Linked DNA regions of Mus musculus: all the other regions are linked to region 3. A link is a loop called in an ENCODE intact Hi-C map of the cell type or tissue named here. Cell type or tissue: heart. All regions are shown on one strand.

The links. Peaks named below come from ENCODE experiments on the same cell type or tissue, not always from the same donor. Only the 100,000 strongest peaks of a DNase experiment are listed, where the experiment ranks them.
Region 1: it touches region 3 in a loop (2.4-fold over the local background); 7 of 42 quality-filtered maps call a loop at or near these places.
Region 2: it touches region 3 in a loop (5-fold over the local background); 26 of 42 quality-filtered maps call a loop at or near these places.
Region 4: a loop joins it to region 3, with 6 times the contacts of the local background. A loop is called at or near these places in 12 of 42 quality-filtered maps.

The regions. Positions count from the first base shown.
Region 1 is chr10:62,375,248-62,380,247 of GRCm38, forward strand. It overlaps a transcript of Hk1 not described here. Among named protein-coding and RNA genes, the nearest start is that of Hk1, 37 kb to the left of the region's middle. In heart, no CTCF peak of the experiment used is centred here; no DNase peak of the experiment used is centred here; H3K27me3 peaks cover 721 bases.
Region 2 is chr10:62,236,977-62,241,976 of GRCm38, forward strand. No RefSeq gene overlaps it. Among named protein-coding and RNA genes, the nearest start is that of Tspan15, 8.3 kb to the left of the region's middle. In heart, a CTCF peak has its summit at 3,636 (motif pointing left); a DNase peak (open chromatin) is centred at 2,505; H3K27ac peaks cover 160 bases; H3K27me3 peaks cover 224 bases.
Region 3 is chr10:62,184,608-62,189,607 of GRCm38, forward strand. Tspan15 (tetraspanin 15) reads right to left here. Exons shown (of 8, transcript NM_197996.2): 7 at 4,036-4,152; 8 at 789-3,555. The coding sequence ends at 3,406. Among named protein-coding and RNA genes, the nearest start is that of Mir7662, 7.1 kb to the right of the region's middle. In heart, no CTCF peak of the experiment used is centred here; DNase peaks (open chromatin) are centred at 2,454 and 3,504; H3K27me3 peaks cover 1,870 bases.
Region 4 is chr10:62,408,275-62,413,274 of GRCm38, forward strand. It overlaps Hkdc1 (hexokinase domain containing 1), which reads right to left. Exons shown (of 18, transcript NM_145419.1): 3 at 3,432-3,580; 4 at 3,233-3,352; 5 at 1,516-1,611; 6 at 341-440. Among named protein-coding and RNA genes, the nearest start is that of Hkdc1, 12 kb to the right of the region's middle. In heart, a CTCF peak has its summit at 2,878 (motif pointing left); a DNase peak (open chromatin) is centred at 2,867; H3K27ac peaks cover 255 bases.

The DNA.
Region 1 (5,000 bases), 190 kb after region 3:
GCCAGAGACCGACTACGTCGCTTCATTGGTCTTGGACAGAGAAGGCGGATTTCTGATCTGTTTTAGCATCAGTTGCGTTCCGGCTCTGGAGGGAAAGGCTGTGAGAAGTCAGAAGATGGCCAGATCAGAGCCACAGGGCCCTCACAGAATTTCAAACAAAGCAGATTAAAGGCAGAACATTCAAGGCAGCCGTTATGTGAGTGACGGGTGTTCTGGGTGTGAGACTGGCAGTTGGATCCAAGAAGATGCTGAGTCTGACCTGGGGCGTGAATGAATGACCTGTTGGCTTCCCGGGGAACTGTCCTTTGTCCTCTGCTTCAAGCCCATGCCAGGCTCACCCCAGAGTGCCCACTATTCCTCTCTACAGTTACTATAACGTAGATGATTTTCATCAGTACTGAGGTACCTAGAAACCAGGGTTATGTCTCTACTTATAAGGGGTTATATAAAATGCAAAAAAAAAAAAAAAAATTAGCACGCATCCTAATGGTTAGCCATGCTGTTCTGTTAAGAAAAGTAGAAGTTTTAAAAACTTTTTAAAAATTCACTTTAAAGCTGCACTTTACATCCCAGTATCAGTCCCCCTCTTCCTCCCAGTGCCCCCTTACATAGGTCCTCCCCTCATCCCTCCTCCCCTCCTCATCTGAGAAAGGGGAGTCCCCTCTAGGTATTACCCCACCCTGGCACATCAAGTCACTGCAGGGCTAGGCACATCCTCTCCCACTGAGGCCAGGCAAGGCAGCCCAGTTCGGGGAACGAATCCACAGGCAAGCACAGAGGCAGGGTCAGTGCTCACAACGGTTGTTGGGGGACCAAGCTGCACATCTGCTACACATGTGCAGGTGTGTGTGTGTGTGGGGTGTGATAGTAAGGCTTATTGTCAAGCCAAGGACAATGTGTAAAATAAAGTCCCCTCTCTGTGTACCAACTGCACCCCACAAAATAGTCTTTTCTGTAGGTAAAAGACATGGAGGTAGATTGAAATTTTGCTTCTGGGCTGGGGGGGGGGTATCCTCTGCTCAGTAGACAGTAATGGTCTAGCATCATCCCCACCATGAATTAACTCTGCATCTCTGTAAGAAGGGCCCAAGACAATTGCTGCCCGCCCCTTTACTGTTGAGAGAACCTCCAGGCTTCAAGACCAACACAGGTGTCAGTGGGTTCTAAGCACAACGAGGCTCTGGTAAGCAAGGAGCTGAGAAAGCTAGTGGGCTCGCAGAGCCTAGCTCACTCACTCACCAGCCCCTCGGAGTGGGCAGCCTCGACACTGATATACGCTCCCATGGCTACTGATTCCAAACACACTGAAGGCCAACTCCTAAAAGCCTGCCCAGGGGTCCCGAGGCTTGTCCCAGTTGGCTTTGTATCACTGTGATAGACACTATGACCTAAAGTGACTTGGGGTGAGGAGGCAAAGGCTTATCTGGCTTACATTCAGGACACCGTCCGTCACCACCCCAATCGAGGGAAGTCAGCAGGAAGTCAAGGCGGGAACTGAAGAGACCTCAGAAGGATGCTGCATCCTGGCTTGCTCCTCAGGGCTTGCTCGACTGGCATTCTTATACAACCAAAGACCACCAGCCCAGGGGTGGCACTGCCCACAATGAGCTGGGTCCTCACGTCAATCGTTAATCAAGACAACATCCTGAGGACCTGCCTACCAGCCCACCCGATAGAAGCAGATTCTCAGTTGAAGGTTCTTCCTCCCACATGGCTCTAATTCACGCCCAGTAGACCAGGCTGGGTGGGTTGACCAGAGGGCTTCCCTAAGGACTTGGGTGCCCAGGACTCTGCTTTCAAGGTTACCTCCTTTCTCATTTCATCAGAATGACTCAGACTAAAGTGGCCCCAACCCAGAACATTCCAGGATACAGCAGTGGGTGACCCGTGGGTGAAAAGCTTACAGGACAAAAGTCACCAGACGTCCGAGGAAGAAAGCTACCCGAAAAGAATGTCAACAAACTGGGAAATGTGACTTCCAGCACAAACAGCACAGGAGACCAACCGAGGGTGTCAAAGAGGGATGGCAGAGACACTGGACAGAGCGGGGGGTGGGGGGAAGGTATATATGCAAAGTAAGAGCTGAAGTCAGAGGAAGAACTAGAAATACATAAAATAGGTCACGGAGAACTAATAAAAACGTGAAATTGTTCATTGAAAAATAATAAAAACACGGAACCATATTTTGGTAAGGTTTACTTTCTTTGTTAGAATATGAAAATACAGAATAATAAAATAGACTTCAAATTTTAATTTCTTTTTAAATCTCTCTCTCTCTCTCTCTCTCTCTCTCTCTCTCTCTCTCTGAGACAGAGTCTCAGGTCGCCCAGGCTGGTGTCAAACTCACTCTTTACCTGAGGCTGGCTTTGAACACCTGAGTCCCCTGACTCCGTTTTCCATGTGCTGAGATACAGATGTGAACCACTACCCTTGGCTTCAGAAACTGGTTTTTTTTTTTTCTTTAAAAGATTCTGTTTACAGGACCACTGTGCTCATGAACTCCTGGTTTGAATGAATAGGATCAAAATATACTGGATGAAATTTTTAAAGAATTATTAATATTGTAAAAGATAAAGTTTAGACTACAGAAGATCAAACCTGGGATAGATAGATAACCACTGGTTAGATTTAAGACCGGGGCAGAGGCTGCTTAGCTGGGAGATTCTACTGCCCCCCTAGTAAGTGGACAGGAAGGCAAGATAAATACACGAATTTAACGTTCAACAGCAGGGAAGGCAGAAGCAGAAGATCCAGCATCAGGATGGTAAGAGCGTCAGGAAGACACGAAGACGGAGGTTGAAGCTATTTGAATAAAATAGCATACATTCCTCACAGCCTGCAGAAATGAAAAGCCCTGGCCACTAGCGAGAGGTCTAGTGGGAAATGTCTTACATTATGAACTATCATAGACAAAGAGGAACTTCTAAATGTCTCTAGGAGCGAGAGCCACAGTAGGGTCAGTGGCACCTGTGCCTTCATCGTCAATAGCAACCACAGACTTCTTTTAAATTTTGTTTTTATGTTAAAGGGGTGGGTAGCACGCGTCCCCTCGTGCGTGTGGAGGTCAGAGGACAACTTTTGGGAGTCAGTTCTCTTCTCCCATGTTCAGGTTGCCAAGCTTAGCCACAAGTGCCTTAACCCACTGAGCCATCACACTGGCCCAGAAGCTATAGAGATATTTTTATTGAGATTGTTGTAAATGTCTCAAAATGAGGTTTATACCCAGGAGGGCTTCAACATTATGATTACTATTTGGTTCTGTTGGTGCTTGTTATATAATGAATTAATACTTATATGTATGACTGTTACCACTTCCTCCTTTTGGGCAGGTATAGTAGGGGTTTGAGACAGACATTCACTATGTAGTCTAGGCTAGCCTTACTATGTAGTCTAGGCTAGACTCTCTATGTGGCCCAGACGAATCTTGAACTTGTGGCCCTTGCCTCAGCCTCGCAAGTATTAGAATTACAGGCATGCCTCCTCAGTCTTAGCGCTACTTAAGAGCCATTTTATAACACCCTCAGTAATCCTATGCATTTCATACCCTTAACACTTTTCTCAGACAAGATACATTTCAGGCCCTTACCCCCAATGGCCCATGGTGTACATGAGCACAGGAACACACACTCCTAGGATCTAAAGGAAGGAAGCTACAGTCTGCCGCCACTTGGTCCTTCTTTCCTCTGTTGCCTTATAGATACAAACTTACCTTTCTCTTTCCTGTGAACTCTAACACGTGGGCACAATGGGCAGCATATTACCTTGAGTCTCCGCACCAATTGAGCCATCACCTAATAGAGGACCTACTGTGTGTGTAAAGCTTGGGTCTCACCAGGTGAGACAGATGAATGGAGAGAGTCAGTCAGAAGCAGTGAGTTCATTCACTTGAGAGGCTCCCTTCACGTATCGGTTTCTTCAGAGAACGAGGGCTGCCCACTGCCCACTGACCACCGCCCACTGCCCACTGCCAGAGCTGGCTCTGGTGACCACCAGGAGCACGGAGGAGGAGGAGAACCCAGTCCTCATTCCCAATGAGATCCCCTCTTGCCCGTGGCCAGAAGCAAATTGTTTCTGAACGGGACAATGAATCAGGCCACGTGTTCTGGAAAAGCAGGGATGGAGAAACCTACTTCTCACATTTTTACCTATCAGCTCACTCTATAAGAGGCACCAAGAAAAAGGAAGTACAGGGCTCTAAAATGTAGAAAAGAACACTCTTTTCTTTGATTGCTGAGACTGAACCTCATTACATAGTCCAGGCTGGCCTCAAATTCACAGAGATCTACCTACTTCTGGCTCCACAAGGCCAAGGCTGTTTTCATTGTATATGGAATGGGATTAAATGTATTGAGGCTGGTTTTTAACTCATTTATAACCAAAAATGACCTGAATTCTCCTCCCGAGGGCCGGAATTTGAGGATCAGTAGCGCCATTCTGAGTTTATGCAGTGCTAGGGACCAAACCCACACCTTTGACCATGCTAGGCAGGTTCTCTACCAATGGAGCTCCATCCACAGCTTATTGTCTAAAGAAGACAGACTATGAGCTTCCCCCGAAGACACTTTACCTTGATGTAGTTACTGGTCTAACCTAGCAAGCCTTGAGAAGAGGGGGGCCCTCCATGGTCCCAGGTGTTTCAGGGACTCCTGCAGTCACAGAATGGATGTTTGCCCTCTCTGGAGTTCCTGTTCTGCCTCAAACTCTATGATGTCATCAACTGGTTACAGTGGCTAAAGGGACCTAGATACCTAGGGACTCCTTTTCAGAGCTAGGCAAGAAGGTTGGATAACCTCCTCAAACCTGCTTACACATGCTGAGAGACCACGGTGGTACAGCAGGCTAAACCTGTGAGCCAGATCATCTATCCCAAAAGGATGCTGCAGACTCAGAGGGAAGTGGGATAGAGAGCTGAGGATGTGGTACCCAGGAAGAACTGAGGAGAGGTTACAAGAACAGCCAGGTTCCCAGCTAATTAAGATGAAACCTAGTGGGCTGGGGAG
Region 2 (5,000 bases), 52 kb after region 3:
TAAAGACTCTTGCCACCAAGCCTGTGATGGCCTGAGAGACATCCCTGGGACCTACATGGTAAGAAGAGAGCACTGACTTCCAAAAGTTGTCTTCTGGCCTATGCACACTCGCACACACATTCACGAGTGTGCGCACACACACAAATATAATTTGAAATTTTAAAATAGAACCAAATGATAGCTGCTTCCAGTTCACATCTAGGGGCTAAATCTGCTCCTGAAGAACCTGAATGGAAGGGCAGAACATTCTGCACCGAGAAAACATACACAGATGTGTCCGCCTGGGCCACGGAAAGTGGCAAGCCCATGTTCTGCCGCTTTCTGTGCTGGGTTCTAAGGCCCCTAGAGGTGGTAGGCTTTCACCAAGGATAAAGTAGCAGCCTGCCCAGCTCTAGATTAAGTGTACCCGGGGCCTTGGGCCTGCTGGATGGTTGATAAAAGAAAGACTGTTCCTTAGCTACATTACCACCACGCCTGCTCAGCGCCTGGTGCCATGTAGAGGTGAACCCATGGAAATGCTTATTAAACGTGAGCCCCCCCCCCCCCCGTGAGCTGTCCCCAGGGCCATGCACACTGACTGCTGGCAGCCCCACCCACAGCAAGCTGCAGAGCTGGGTCCTTCCGAAGCTTCCACCAGAGAGCTGGCCACTGAGACATTGGATGAAAACCTCACTGGGTCCTGGAGGGCTCAACCCTGTGCAGGAAGCCTCCTGTCTCCTTCCTCTACTTCCTGTCTTTCCTCTCAGGGCATTTTGACGTCTTCTCTGCGTCCCAGCTTCTACTTTCTGTCTCATGAACTAATCCCTTGGGGCCCTTTTTGGAAAAACAGAAAGCCCTTCCTTTAACAAAATTCAATTTTCTGTTATTAACAGGGGAGACTGCATTGTTTATCATTATCATCATCATTATTATTATTATTTGTTATGAGACAGCACCAAACCTTTGTGAGGTAAACAAGTCAGACTCTGACTGAAGAGAAGGCTCAGGTCTGGAGCCTCCCATACAATCACACAGACCTTCAGAAATCTCCTGGACCTGGAACCTGGGTTAGTCTCCACTACCCTGATACTCACCCCATGACTGGGCCAAGTGTCCCACAGAAAGCAACATTTTTTTTCTCCCTCTCTGAGCAAATGACTCTACCTATTTCCTCATGACTGCAGAGAATCTCGCCTCATAGGAATGTCCCGGGGAGTGGCTGAAGAAGTGTTAGGGAAGGAAGCTCAGTGTCTTAGTTAGGGTTTCACTGCTGTGAAGAGACACCATGACCAAGGCAAGTCTTACAAGGACAGCATTTGATTGGGGCTGGCTCACAGGTTCAGAGGTTCAGTCCATTATCATTAAGGTGGGAGCACGGCAGCATCCAGGTAGGCATGGTGCAGGAGGAGCTGAGAGTTCTACATCTTCATCTGAAGGCTGCTAGCAGAATACTGACTTCCAGGCAGCTAGGACAAGGGTCTTAAATCCACACTCACAATGACACACCTACTCCAACAAGGCTACACCTCCAAATCGTGCCACTCCCTGGGCCAAGCATATCCAAACCATGACACTCAGTGACCTTGCTATTTAGTGTTTCAGAGAGCCATGAGCTACATGCTAAGTAAAAGCAGCGGACTTGGAGAGCATTGTTGATTTCCTCTGGTAAAAGAGCAAGTCTCCCTCCAATTTTACACTTTCACAGAACCAAACCAAACCAAACCAAACCAAACCAAACCAAACAAACAAACCAACAAACACTTGTGTTGCTATCCAGGCTTCCTCCTACCCTGGCTGTCATCGTAGATAAGGCAATAGATGCGCACCGTCACACCAATGTGACTCATATTAAAGAAGAGGATTTTATTTTTCTTTTTAAAAATGATATGCATATGTGGATGTCTGTGTGTGGCTTCTGCATGTGAATGCAGTGTCCATGGAAACCAAAAATGAGTGGTGTGTCTCCTCTAGAGCTGTGGCTGGCCCTAGGCAATAAGAGTGTATGCTTTCTTAAGCACTGAACTGGCTCACATTAAATACCAGACAGGTAGGTCTTCTATGGTAAATAAGGCTCAGGGTGTCCTTATCCAAGCCTTAGGGATAGGGCCCAGAGAAATGAACTCACTGGGCAGTTTTGCCATTGTACAAACATCAAAATGGTAATGATGTTACTAGGTTAAAAAGTTGCAGGAAACAAATGCACCCTTTCCATGAGACACAATTTCTTGTTTGTTTTGTTTTTCAAGACAGGTTTTCCCTCTGAGTCCTGACTGGCCTGGAACATGCCCTGTAGACCAGGCTGGCCTTGAACTTGGAGATCCACTGCCTCCCAAGTGCTGGGGTTAAAGGTTCGTGCCACCACCACCCAGCTGAGATACAAACTATTTTTTAAATTGCATTTACTTATTATGTATGTGTGCACAGGCTGCCGTAGCCCAAGTGTGGAGGTCAGAGGGCACCTTGCAGGAAGAGGCTCTCTCCTTTCACCATTCAGGTGGTTATGCTTGGCTGGCGGCATGCACCATTAGCCACTGAGCCGTCTTGGCAGTGCCCTGTGTTTCTTTTTTCAGACACGGTTGGATAAACCAGGCTAGCATCAAATTCATCATGTGACTGAGCTGGCTGCTTTTGCCTCCCAAGTGCTGAGATGAGATGACAGATAAGTACCTATATACACACATACACACACGTATTTCATTATATATACATGTATATATGCATTATATGTGTATATTTATATAAGTATGTGTATATATATGTACTTCATTATATATGTATATATATTCATTATTTATATTATACTCATATGTATGTGTACAAAAATAAACATATATTTCATTATGTATATATGTATATATTCATTATATGTATATTCATATATGTATGTGTATGTATGTATTTCATTATGTATATATGTATAACCATATGTGTATGTATATATATATATGTATATATGTGTGTGTATACATATATGTGTAAATATATATATGTGTGTGTCTAATATATATGTGTGTGTATGTATATATATATATGTATATATGTATACACACATATATACATATATATATATATATATACACATACATATAAATTCTATAACCCAGGCTGCCCCTCATAACCCTCTTGGCTTAGCCTCCCAAGTATGGGGATACAAAGTATCACGACTGGGCCATCAACATAATTCAGTGTAAGCAACACTGACAGCCTCTGGAGAAGTCCAGGCCAGGGGCAGCCTGCCTGCATGGAGGTCACATCTGGACGCCGCACAATGCCCACTGACACAGAAATGTCCAACTCTGAACAGAAGTGTAACTTTTACAAATTTGTCTCAAATGGATCCTGCCTGTTTCCATGATTGCGTCTGGGATGCACGTGCCCCTTATCCCTCATCCCCTGCCAGGAGGATCAAACCTGGATCCGAGGGACAACTGAGTCTAAGAACATCTGTTCCCCACCTGCACTCCAAGGGCAAGACCAAGGAGGGAAGGTGTGAGGTCTTCAGGGCAGAAGGGTTCCTGTTTCTTGCTGGTGACCTGGAGTCCAGTGGGGGCAGTCAGTACTGAGAAGTTTGCCTTGGTCTGGAGTTAACATGACTGCTCAAGTGGTTAGGATGCTTGCTGCAGGTCTAACAACCATCTGTAATGGGGTCAGATGCCCTCTTCTGGTGTGTCTGAGGAGAGCGACAGTGTACTCACATACCTAAAGAAAATAAATAAATCTTTTAAAAAGACAAAAAAAAGTTAATAAAAGCTCATTGGGTTTCTGTTGTTGTTTCTGTTCTTTAGTTTCAATTCTGTCGTGGATTTTTCATATTGTGGTAGATAAGTGCCTAAAATATATCCCATAGTGACAGTGTGAATCCAGTGTGAAGCTTCATAGCTTCACACTAGTTAGAAGTTCACTGACAAACTTTGGGTTGGTTGAATTTGGTGTGTGATTTTTTTTTTTTTGCAAGTTCTTTATTATAACTATTTTTAAAACTCTGCTCTCTTCTAGTGGGAAGAGCCAGGTCCCTGGAGAAATGAGTGCTGGCCAAACAAGTATTTCATTTTTAATTCAAACGTGGACATCAGAGAAGCACCAGGAATGGAGAGGAACTGATTTGCATGTAAGAGTCTGTGTATTACCACAATCTGGTTCACCGAAATTCGACACCTCAGACAGAACCCTGTAACCCAAGAAGAACTCTCCAGAAAGGTCCTGGACCAAACAAAAATCAGGGCAGAGACCAAGTATGGTATGGCATGTTTGCAATCCTAGCCAAGGCTGAGGCAGGAGGATCAAGAATTTAAGGTCATCCTTGGCTACCTAGCATGTTTAGGCCACTTGAGATCCTGACTCAGGAAGAAAAAGTTTGTGAGGGTAGCCTGGGCTACACAATGAGACTCTGACTCACAAAACCAAAAAACCAAAAACAAAAAGACAAACAAACAAAAAAACTAAACAAAACCCCTAACCATTGCAGTGTTCTCTGTAGCTGGAGTGTTTTGGGTTGTTATGAGCCAGAGTTTGGAAATTCCAAGTAGAAAACAGTACAAAATGGCTTCTAACAACAGAGGTGTTGACAGTTAAATCCACACAAAAAGAAAATAATGTGTTGCTATGGGAACCCCCCTAAACCAGTGATTCTCAACCTTCTTAATGCAGCTCCTCATGTTGTGGTGACCCCATCCATAAAATTATTTTTGTTGCTACCTCATAACTGTAGTTTTGCTGGGTACAAATTGAAATGTAGACATCTGGTATGCAGAAGGTATTCGGTGATCCCCCAAAGGGGCTGAAACCCACAGGTTGAGAACCGCTGCTCTAAACCGATGACCTACAAAACAGTCACAACTTTGAACAAAGTTCAAGGAATTACAGCCTACCTCTGCGGCTGCAGAGACAGCTCAGCAGTTAAGGACACTCCCTGCTCTTGCTGAGGTCCTGAGTTCAGTTCCCAACAGTCGTGCAACTCCAGCTGCAGAGCGATCCAAAGCCTCTGGCTTCTGAGGGCACCTGCACACACACGCACATAACCA
Region 3 (5,000 bases):
TGTGGTGTGTATGTGTGTGTGCATATGTATGTGTGTGGTGCGTGTGTATGTGTGTGGTGTGTATGTGTGTGTGGTGTGTATGCATACATGCACATGATATACATTTGTGGGTGTAGTTCAGAGGACAACTGGCAAAACCTGGCTCTCTCTTCCCATTTGTGTTGCCCTTAACTACAGAGCATTCTTGCCAGTCCAGGTATGTTTTTTGCATAGATATGCAAATGTTCATTGCAATAACAGAATAAAGTTGTCACTGAATACAGCAACGCATATCTTTGATCTCATGGACATCTTTGAAGTTTGAGGCCAGTCAAGGCTACAAGTCTCTCTTGTCTGTCTGTCTGTCTGTCTCTCAACAAAAAATGCTAAAAATGCCCATTGATTGGTAAATGCATAAACTAACTATGGTGTGTTCATACAATGGAACAGAATACAACTTGGCCACAGAAATGAATGGCTTTCAAAATAATTATGTTAAATGGTAGTAGCCAGAGCCTTAAAGAGATCTCGTGAGTCCTGTCTCATAAAGGCTTTAGAAAAGAGACTGATGAGCACGCAGAGACAGAAAGCAGCTGCGGGAGGGGGCTGCCTTGAGAGGCAGCAAGCAGTGCTGGGGAGAGTTAGGGTGAAGGACTGCAAAGATTAGGAGAAAAATCTTTAGGGCAATCATATGCTTATCATCTTAAATTGCATCCCTGATTTTGTGGGCTCTGTGTTCCCCTCACTGTAAATACCAGAGTCCCGTCTTAGTTACTTTTCTCATTGCTATGATAAAACACCAGACAGAAGCAATTTAAGAAAGGGTTTATTTTTGGTCCATGTTTTGACCTCACAATCCTCCTGCCTCCACCCCCTGAGTGCTGGATTACAGGCATGGATCAGCCCCCATGCTCAGCAAATTACTATTTACTTGTGCTGTGCATATTTCAAAAGGAAGTTTCTTCAACAGTTTTTTTTTTTTTAAATTTTCACAGGAAACCAGGGTTCCTAAACACATTTTTCTTTTTAAGATTTATTTATTTTATGTATATGTGTACTCTGTAGCTGTCTTCAGACACACCAGAACAGGGTGGGTGTCCATTACAGATGGTTGTGAGCCACCATGTGGTTGCTGGGAATTGAACTCAGGACCTCGGAAAGAGCAGTCAGTGCTCTTAACCGCTGAGCCATCTCTCCAGCCCCCACATTTTTCTTGTAACAAAAATCTTCAAAAACTGAAGAGTGAAGAAAGGGACTAATTTTGAGGGTCATTCTGTTGGGTTTTTAGAAAATATTTAATTATTTTATTTATGAATACACTGTCGCTGTCTTCAGATGCACCAGAAGAAGGCATCGGATCCTGTTACAGATGGTTGTGAGCCACCACGTGGCTGCTAGGGATTGAACTCAGGACCTCTGGAAGAGCAGTCAGTGCTCTTAACCACTGAGCCATCTCTCCAACCCCTTGAAGTTATTCTCTATTCTTGAGAGACAAGGTGGCAAGATGGTACCCTTGGCATTGGGTAACAGAAACGTGCCATAGCAGGTGACCCCCGAGACCGGCTGGCAAAGCTCTGTGGTTTTATTTTTCTTGAGAGGCAAGAGACAGCTTTGTCATTCAGAGGGCATATAGAAACTCGGGTCTGGGTAGGCACCAACCCCCATCCCTGATGGCAGAGAGAGGGAGAATGACAGAGTCACCAGCCTCTGATCCCCTCTGAGTGCCCCAGCCATACTGCTATACTACAGGATTCTGAGGATGGCTAGAGCCAGGGCCAGAAGGCTCACCACCCAGCCCTGTGCCCTGATCAAAGGGGCTCAGTGGAGCCACGAGATAAAGAGCTTTCAGGCCCCAAATTCCATAAACGGGGAGTGGTGGGACTCACCGTGATCCCAGCATTCACGAGAAAGCAGCCCAGGAATCAGGAGCTTAAGGATATCCTCAGCTACACAGTGAGCTGGAGGCCAGCCTGGGCTACGTGAGACCCCGTCTCAACAACCAAAGGGGGATTAGTTAGGGAGCACGGGAGCAGCAGTCCCAGCCATGCCTGGTTTCGCACACCTGGGAGAGTCTGTCTATACACAGACGCAACTCAAGCAGAGGTTCTTCATACACAGTCCCATGCCTCAACATGTTGGTTAACTGTGCCTCTGTTTCCATACAAAACTGAGGTTACAGGGATGACCACAAACAGCTGTGAGCACCAAGAGTTTCTGTCTATGCTGAATGTTTAGGTCTGGCCTCTGGTGTGTTCATGGTCATGGTGTTCTTTTTAAAGCCCCGCCTCCACCCTTCCTCATATGGAACACAAGCTTCCCTGGTGAGGGGAATTCCCTAACCCAGGCTTAGCTGGGTCTGAGATTCTTGTTTTATATCTATTGCCCTGTCTAAAACTCTCACAGAAAAACCTAGAAACCCAGGTAGGGTTGGGGTGACACTTGGACCGACTGCTCCTGCAAGGCCGGATGTCTCCAGCAGGGGGCGGCAAGCACCAAGCTTTGTTTGGCATGGGTCCCTACAGAGCCCTACCTCGGTTACTTTCTATAACACGGGTAGACTTGTGATACCATTCTCCTACAGGAGCCCTGGACTCAGCTACTTCTCCATGTAACCATGGACTCTTAAGTCTTACTATTAGTTTCCCATAGAGTGTGAAATACGAATGCTGTCCATTCTTTCTCCCTGACCCCAGCGCCCCAAGTTATACCAATCTTCACCCCGGGGCAGCCTTCTCTCAATCTGACAAGAGACTTCCAAACAACACAAATAAAAGACCACCCCCCAAAACACATATTTATTGTTCAATTAATGAACTAACGGGGAGGGGTGAGTGGACTCGGTCAGGGGTGGCTAGTTTTGAATAGCCAGAAACTCTTGTTAATTGTATACAAAACACGGTTATTAAAAAAAAAAAGAAAAAAAACATATGTAGAAAATGGGTGGGCAAAGCAGGAGCCTTACAGAGGACTCAAGGCACCTGGGAATTTGAGACACAGTCCAACGTCACATCTAGAGTAGTGTACCAGGGCTGCACCCAGGACTTCCCTATAGAACAGATACACTCCCTTCTTGCCTTTAAAAATAATCACTGCAAAACTGCCCTTGAAGGGGCATAATGACCACTGGCCAAGGCACTGCCAGAAAGAAAAAGAGCCCACACGGAGCCCTGAGCTGCCTTCTCCAGGACTCAGAACCGGAGCTGGGCTATCCCTGTTCCCGGGATCCCACAGGGTTCAGCTTTCCCCTAGGAGGAGTGGCCATCAGACACTATACGCAGGTACATACACCCTGGGCTTTGGTCAGCGCCGTGGGTGGGCAGAGGAGCTGCAGCTGGTCCTGTCCAGCTTGTGTAGTCTTAGATGCACTTTGCAGTACAGTCCGGCTGGGAGCTGCTGTGCCGGGCCAGGATAGCTCAATCAGCATAGCTAATCGGGATAGCACAGGCAGCATCCAGTGCCTGCTGTGTCCGTTCTGGACTTGGCACCAGGTCCCAGCAATCCATCCGTGACAGAGTGCTCCAAGATAATGTCCTCCACACGGGTGATGTACAGTAGGGTCAGCAGCACACCAAGAAACTGAGGACAGAGAGGGAGCCGGTGAGAGCCTGCTGGCACATGGGCATCCTTCCATGGCAGTTCCCTCCCTGGGAACTGGGCTGGGGAAATCAAGGCACCCCAGCACCCACTGCCCAGGCAGCCCCAGGCTGGACCTGCTCTACCCTTCCCAGGAACGTGGAGACTTCCTGCCCCTGTACATTAGCATGGCCCCTCTATGCTGGTCTTCTGCCTCGATCCCAGCTCTGCCACACCTTATCCAGGGGACCCTTGGGAAAGTCACTTCACTCTTCGAATCCTCCATTTCCACTACCGCCACTAAGCAGATGTGCTTATCAGTCGCACCAACCACACTGGCGGACTGGAGGCAGAGCCAGTGCAGAGAGAGCAACTGAGACTACTCTGTTTGGCTCTCCTTCCAGACCCCAGCCCTCCCAGAGCCTCTGAACCCTTCTCCTTCAACACTCAGCCTGGCTTCATCTGCACCCACGGACTACCCACCTGAGGAAGCAGGATGCCCAGTAAAAGGCCCGCCATGATGGTATAGTTGTCCATGAACCATATCAACACGGCGTTGGTGCAGCCCCGCACGTGAATGATGTTCTGTGCATTCAGGCGCTGTGCGGGAGGAGGGAGAGGATCAGCGGCATGGGAAGGTGGCCCTGGGTTCTCTAGTGCTGCTCCCGAGATGGCACTGGGGACACTGTGGTAGTGCTCTGGTGGTGAGAACTGCTGGGAACTGGCAGAGTGTGCCTGCATGCCTCCCAGATGCCACCCAGGGCTGCGCACTGTTACCTGAGCCAAAAGCCTACTCCAGGTATATGTGGAGGGAAACCCTACATGGTTTTAATGTACAGTGAAGCTTCTAGAATTACTATGTTACATTCTCCTCCCACGAGTGGACAATCCCTTGCCATGAAACTGTTTCATGTACAAATTATTAAAAACATCATCATTTGAAACTTTGTTCCATGTACAAATTATTAAAGACAACGCCATTTGTGGATGGCGCTACCCTCTTGAACACATGAGTAGGACTAATCGGACCCACTGGGTTATTAAAAGAAGAAAGAAAAAAGACTGGGCACAGTGATTCCCACCTTTAATCCTAGTGCTCACTCAGGAGGCAGAGGCAGGGGAATCTCTGTGAGTTTGAGGCAGCCTAGTCTACATAGCAATTGCAGGTCAAACGGGGCTACATAGACTTGTCCAGAAAGCCGAGGCTGGGAGCCACCCAAGGACTTTCTCTTCCCCAGGAATTCCTGAGTCCCAGGCAGGTAGTACCAGTGTGAGCTGTCAACAAACTGCAGGGCTGGGCAGGCAGCATGGGAGGAGCCCTGGACACGATATCTCACTCAGCTAAGCCTGCCTGGAGCAGGGACTCAGCAAACCTGGCCAGATGACCTCCCCTGGCTCCCTGGGTCCTTCTGTGAGTGACAGCCAAGGAGAGCTGGGAAATCTGAGTA
Region 4 (5,000 bases), 220 kb after region 3:
GGAGAGTGGAGGGAGGGAGGGAGGGAGGATGGATAGACAGAGGGAAGGAAGGAGAATGGAAGAAGGGAGGAGAGATAGAGTGAAGGAGAATAGAGGGAGGGAGGATGAGTGGACAGAGGGAAGGAGGATGGATAGAGAGAGGAAGGGAGGATGGAGGGAGGGAGGATGGATAGACAGAGAGAGGAAGGGAGGATGGAAGGAGGGAGGATGATATAGATGCAGGCTTCGCATCTCCCCGTGTTGCTCTGCAGAAAAATGGCAGCACCCTTCATATTTATATATATTTTACTCAAACTCAGCCCCAATCTCACTGCCCCCCACCCCAAGTCCACTGAGTTACCGATGATAACGCCGACTTCACAGTTGGGATCATCATAAGCACAAGTCATCATGGTCCCCACAGTGTCGTTAACCAAAGCCAGGATGTCCACGTCCAGGTCCTGGTGAACAGAAGGCCTCAAGGGTATCAGTGGAGGGAAGTCATATTCTCTCTACCCCACCCCCAAACAGTGAACACGCTAAACACTGCCTGCAAGAAACAGATTTTGTGAAGGTTCAAAGCCCAGGGTAGGAGGGGAAGCTTGTGCTTCTGCGCTGAGGGAATGACTGCTGTGAAGGGGACTATACGGGCAGCCCTGGCATCTACCCCCGGGGGGGGGGGGAGATAATGGAAAACAGATCTGTCATGGAAATGATGGTTATTTCTAAGAGAAAACATGTCAGTCCTGGGTCACGGGGCCCTGCCAGGCAGCAAGCATGGCAAAACCCATCTCAACTAAAACCTGTCTCTTCTACGTGGGTTATTCTGTCCGGACGCTGCCATCACAGTTCCCTCAGACCTGAAGGACTGACTGCTTTAAGGTGAGAAGAAAGGATTGGAAGGTGACACATCAAAGTCTTCCTTTGGGGTTAGGGGATCATAGCTCCACGTGGTACACCAGCCCCTTTCCTAGAGGCTCATTCACCAGCTCGGCTAAGAACGGTAAGAATAGCTCCTCTTCCTATCATGCAACAAGCAGTTCAGCTTTTAAGGGGTTGAGATTTTCTCTCTCTCTTTCTCTCTTACTTTTGCTGCTATAAAAATGATTGTAAAATATTCTCAAAAAAGCAAGCGTAGAAAGCTAAGTAGAGAGCTATGAACAGTGTTCTTTGGTTCTTTGGGACCTGTGTGTTCGTTGGTTGGCTGGTTGGTTGGTTGGCTGGCTGGTAACTAGGACTTGTCCCCAAAGCATGTGCATGTGACTTCACCACTACACCCCAGCCTAAAGAGGAGGCAAGGCGGGGCTTAAACACAGCCACAGCTCAAGTCCAACCTTCCAACAAGGGCAGGTTGTGGTGCCTGGGGACCCAGGCATAAAAGGTTGCCTGCCTCTTGTGGTTCTCCAGAAGGCCAGCGCTCCTCTTCACTACAAAGGGGACCCCGCCAAGTTCTCCTTCCAGGGGGATGCACTACAAGGACCCCCCAAGCCCAAGGGTAGAGGACTAGGAGGCCTCACACCAAGGTGAACCCCTTACCTTGTGCTTCTTCATGGCAGTGGCCAGGCGGTTCACCACGTCTGTGTCCTGAACTCCCCGGGCCTTGAACTTCTTGGTCCACGAAAGCAGAACACCCTGTGAGGGTGCTTTTGGTCAGTGCCTGGAGGTGTTCAGGCTATGCCGCGGCAGGCAGACAGCCCTGGCTCTGAGCCCCACGGGCTCTCCTCTCTCTGTTCAATCACTCTGATTCTTTGGGGTTTGATTTTGTTTCTAATTGATACATAATAATTTAAGGGGTATGCTAGGCAGGTTCAGTGCATAATCCAATCAACCCGCACAAACACTACACACAGCTATGGGATTTTTTTTAAATGAGACTTATCTAGATTTCCAAAACAAGTTAAGACTCATGAGGCAGAGGCAGGTGGGTGTCTGTGAGCCAGCCTGGTCTACAGAGTGAATTCCAGGATAGCCAGGGCTACAACACAGAGAAACCCTGTCTTGAGAAAGCAAAACAAAACCAACAACAACAAAATGAGAGACGTGTAACTTGTTCCCTGTGCCTGAGTTATTTCACTGAGTTTAATATTCCCACACATTCCCACAAATGACAGAATGGCTTCCTTTTGATGGCTGAGTAATATTCCACTGTACAGAGGTGCCCTTTCTTAATCTGCTCATCCGCTGGGAGACATTTGGGTTGATTCCATCTTTTGCAAAGAAAAATTTTTTAATGTTGCCTTGGGTGAATAAATTAGGGACAGAAATACCTCCCCTTTCTTTACATATTTTATCTCAGTCACCAGAAGCACAAATGCTGAAGAGACAGAACTCTGACTCACAGCACACGGGAGCCAAGAGCTTTTGATTCGTATAATAGAACCCACACGCACACTTGCACACTCCCCCTGCCCCACCTCCAGCTGCACAGGGAACTGATGAGAGAATGACCCCTCTGTCCCCTCCGTTCACACCCTGGGGTAGGGTACTTCGGGGTGTATAGAATGCACAAGTTGTAGGTCCCCCAGAACTAGCTCGGTGCTACCTTATAGGGACTTCCTGGAGAACTTAATTTCAACTTGGATAAATGGTTCTCAGGTTGAATGAACGATCATTTCTTACAAATGGCATTTCTCGTCTGAATTCACAAGGAATTACAGGCTTTTGTTCCAGATGAGAAGAGAACGTGAAGATTAACAGACTTGCCCAAGTCCATCCACCCGGTCAGGAGCAGCTAAGTCCAAGCCCACAAACTCCCCAGACACCCCTCTTCTAGTCCCCTAAGTTATGAATGAAGGAACACACAGGAACATACTCCAGGAGCTCCAATCGGACACATCGCACAACTTAGACCCATGGTCAGAGCCACAGTTGGGTTTTGTGCCACACTGCCACCGTGAGGCCACTGCAGGTCACTTCTGCCTTCATAGGCTCAGGCAACAATCGACAGAGGAAATGAAATGGCCTTTAGGTGCCAGGAGGCAGAGGCAGGGGATATCTGTGACTCTGAGGCCAGCACTGCATCTCTGGGCAACCTTGAGATGTGCACTTAGGGCCCAGTAAGCCTTCATGAGAACCACCTAAAGTGCCCATCCATCCTTTCATGCTCTGTATGTTCCGTTAAGCACAGAAACCAAGGGCCCACATCACCCCGTTCTGTCTCACATTAGCAGAAAGCAGAAAGACCGACAGACCAGAATTTCATGCATGAATGCACCTGCTCCCGCCCCTCTCCCTCCCCCATCCCTTGCCTTACCTCCTCCAACTTATTCTGTCTGCAGGGAAAAGAAAAGGTGAAGCCCAGAGGCAGCTTCTTATGTGTCAGATTTTTGGTCTTCATGAAATCTGCCAGGCAGTCGGCTACGTAGTCAAAAAGCTGCCAGAGAGAACACAGGCACAAGGCTTAGGTGCCGCCTCTCGTGGCTGGTACCCAGGTCTTCCCCTCCTGCCAGTACCTCCGTGCCATTCCCACGGGTGATTTCATTGGGCATTGGGTAGAACTGGCTCTCCATCTGAACATTTTGCTGGCCCTCTTGGGAGACTTGCACCTTCAAGACCCGAAACTTGGATCCTCCGAGATCCAGGGAAAGGAATTCCCCGTTTTCTATGAGAAATGAAAATAGTCACCATTCTGTGGAGATTCTCCTAGGTATGGTAAAAAGCCTGACATACAGCAAGCGCTGTCCAAGGTCCCAACCCCCTGCGGATTAGTGTCACCAGCCCACTAGCCTGAGGGTTGGGGATATGGTCTTCAGTCTGCTCTACACAGGAGCTGGCAGAGCTGGGATGTGAGCCCAAGTCTGCCTGATTCTGCTCCACTCGGTCATGCTGGAGAGAATGAGCAAGCTCATTGGGAAAAGGCACATGTGACCCCATTTTGTGAGCAGGACGGGGCGGGGTGGGGCTGGGCTCTGAGAATGAGCCTTAAGAGCAGAGACTATACCCAGATGCTGTCTAGGAAGAAAGCTGTTGCACCAACCACTGGGAAAACTCACATAAGGGCATGAGAGAGAGGGGGGGGGAGAGAGAGGCGCAGCGAAGAGAAGCCAGCCTCCCACAAGCCCCAGTGGGCAGCAGGGACCACATGGTTGCTTAATTTAGGGGTAAGGGCGCACAGTCTCTCCACCAGGAGCAGATGGTCCTGCATCCAAAAGCCCAAGAAGGATGCTACAAAAAGAGACACAGAATGATGCATGTGTGGGGGAGGCACCACACGCCATGACACCTATGCAGGACCCTCACCAGTGCCTTTGGTGTCTGTCACATGTATGGGAAGTTCACCTCCTAACACTAGACGTGTTTATAAAGAACTATCTGTGCCTGCAGGGTGGTCTCATAGGCCAGGCATGAGAAATCCCATGCCTGCAAACCCCAGTAGCAGGGTCTGATGTCACACCATGGCAACCTCAGTCTCCTGTACATTGAGGGGCAGCTGGACAGTCTATTGCTGTTAGTGAGCCACGAGAGGTGATGCCCAAGAAACATCTCTAGCAGACAGCAAACGCGGAGGACACGGGGAGGAGGTTCCCAGGCCCAGTTCCCCCAAAGCTGAGCACACAGAGGTCCCTGCTGTAGGATTTCCATGAGATCTGTGTGCTTCCATCTCAGTCTTTACACAACAAACACACCCGGGCTATGCTCCGGAGTTTCTCTGTTCTGGCAATCCAAGAGTTAAAAGCTGATGCTTAGCTGGCCAGAACAGTGCTGTGCAAACTGTCACACACACACACACACACACACACACACACACACACACACACACACACACGTACCTCTCTGAGAACCTGGCAGCTGAGTCAGTGGAAAGGCCTGGAACTCTGCATTCCTGGACACGCCATCCCCCCCCCCCCCCCAGCTAAGGTGTCAATCATTTATAGACCCAGCCAGAATTTTGTTTCAGTGGAAGCAAGTAGAGATTATCTCCCTAGATTAGCACTGAACTGAGCCCGAGGGAGTGGCTTAAGGTTTATGACTGGGCCAAGGAATCCAGGCACAAAATCCTATGCACTTATCACACCCGTGCA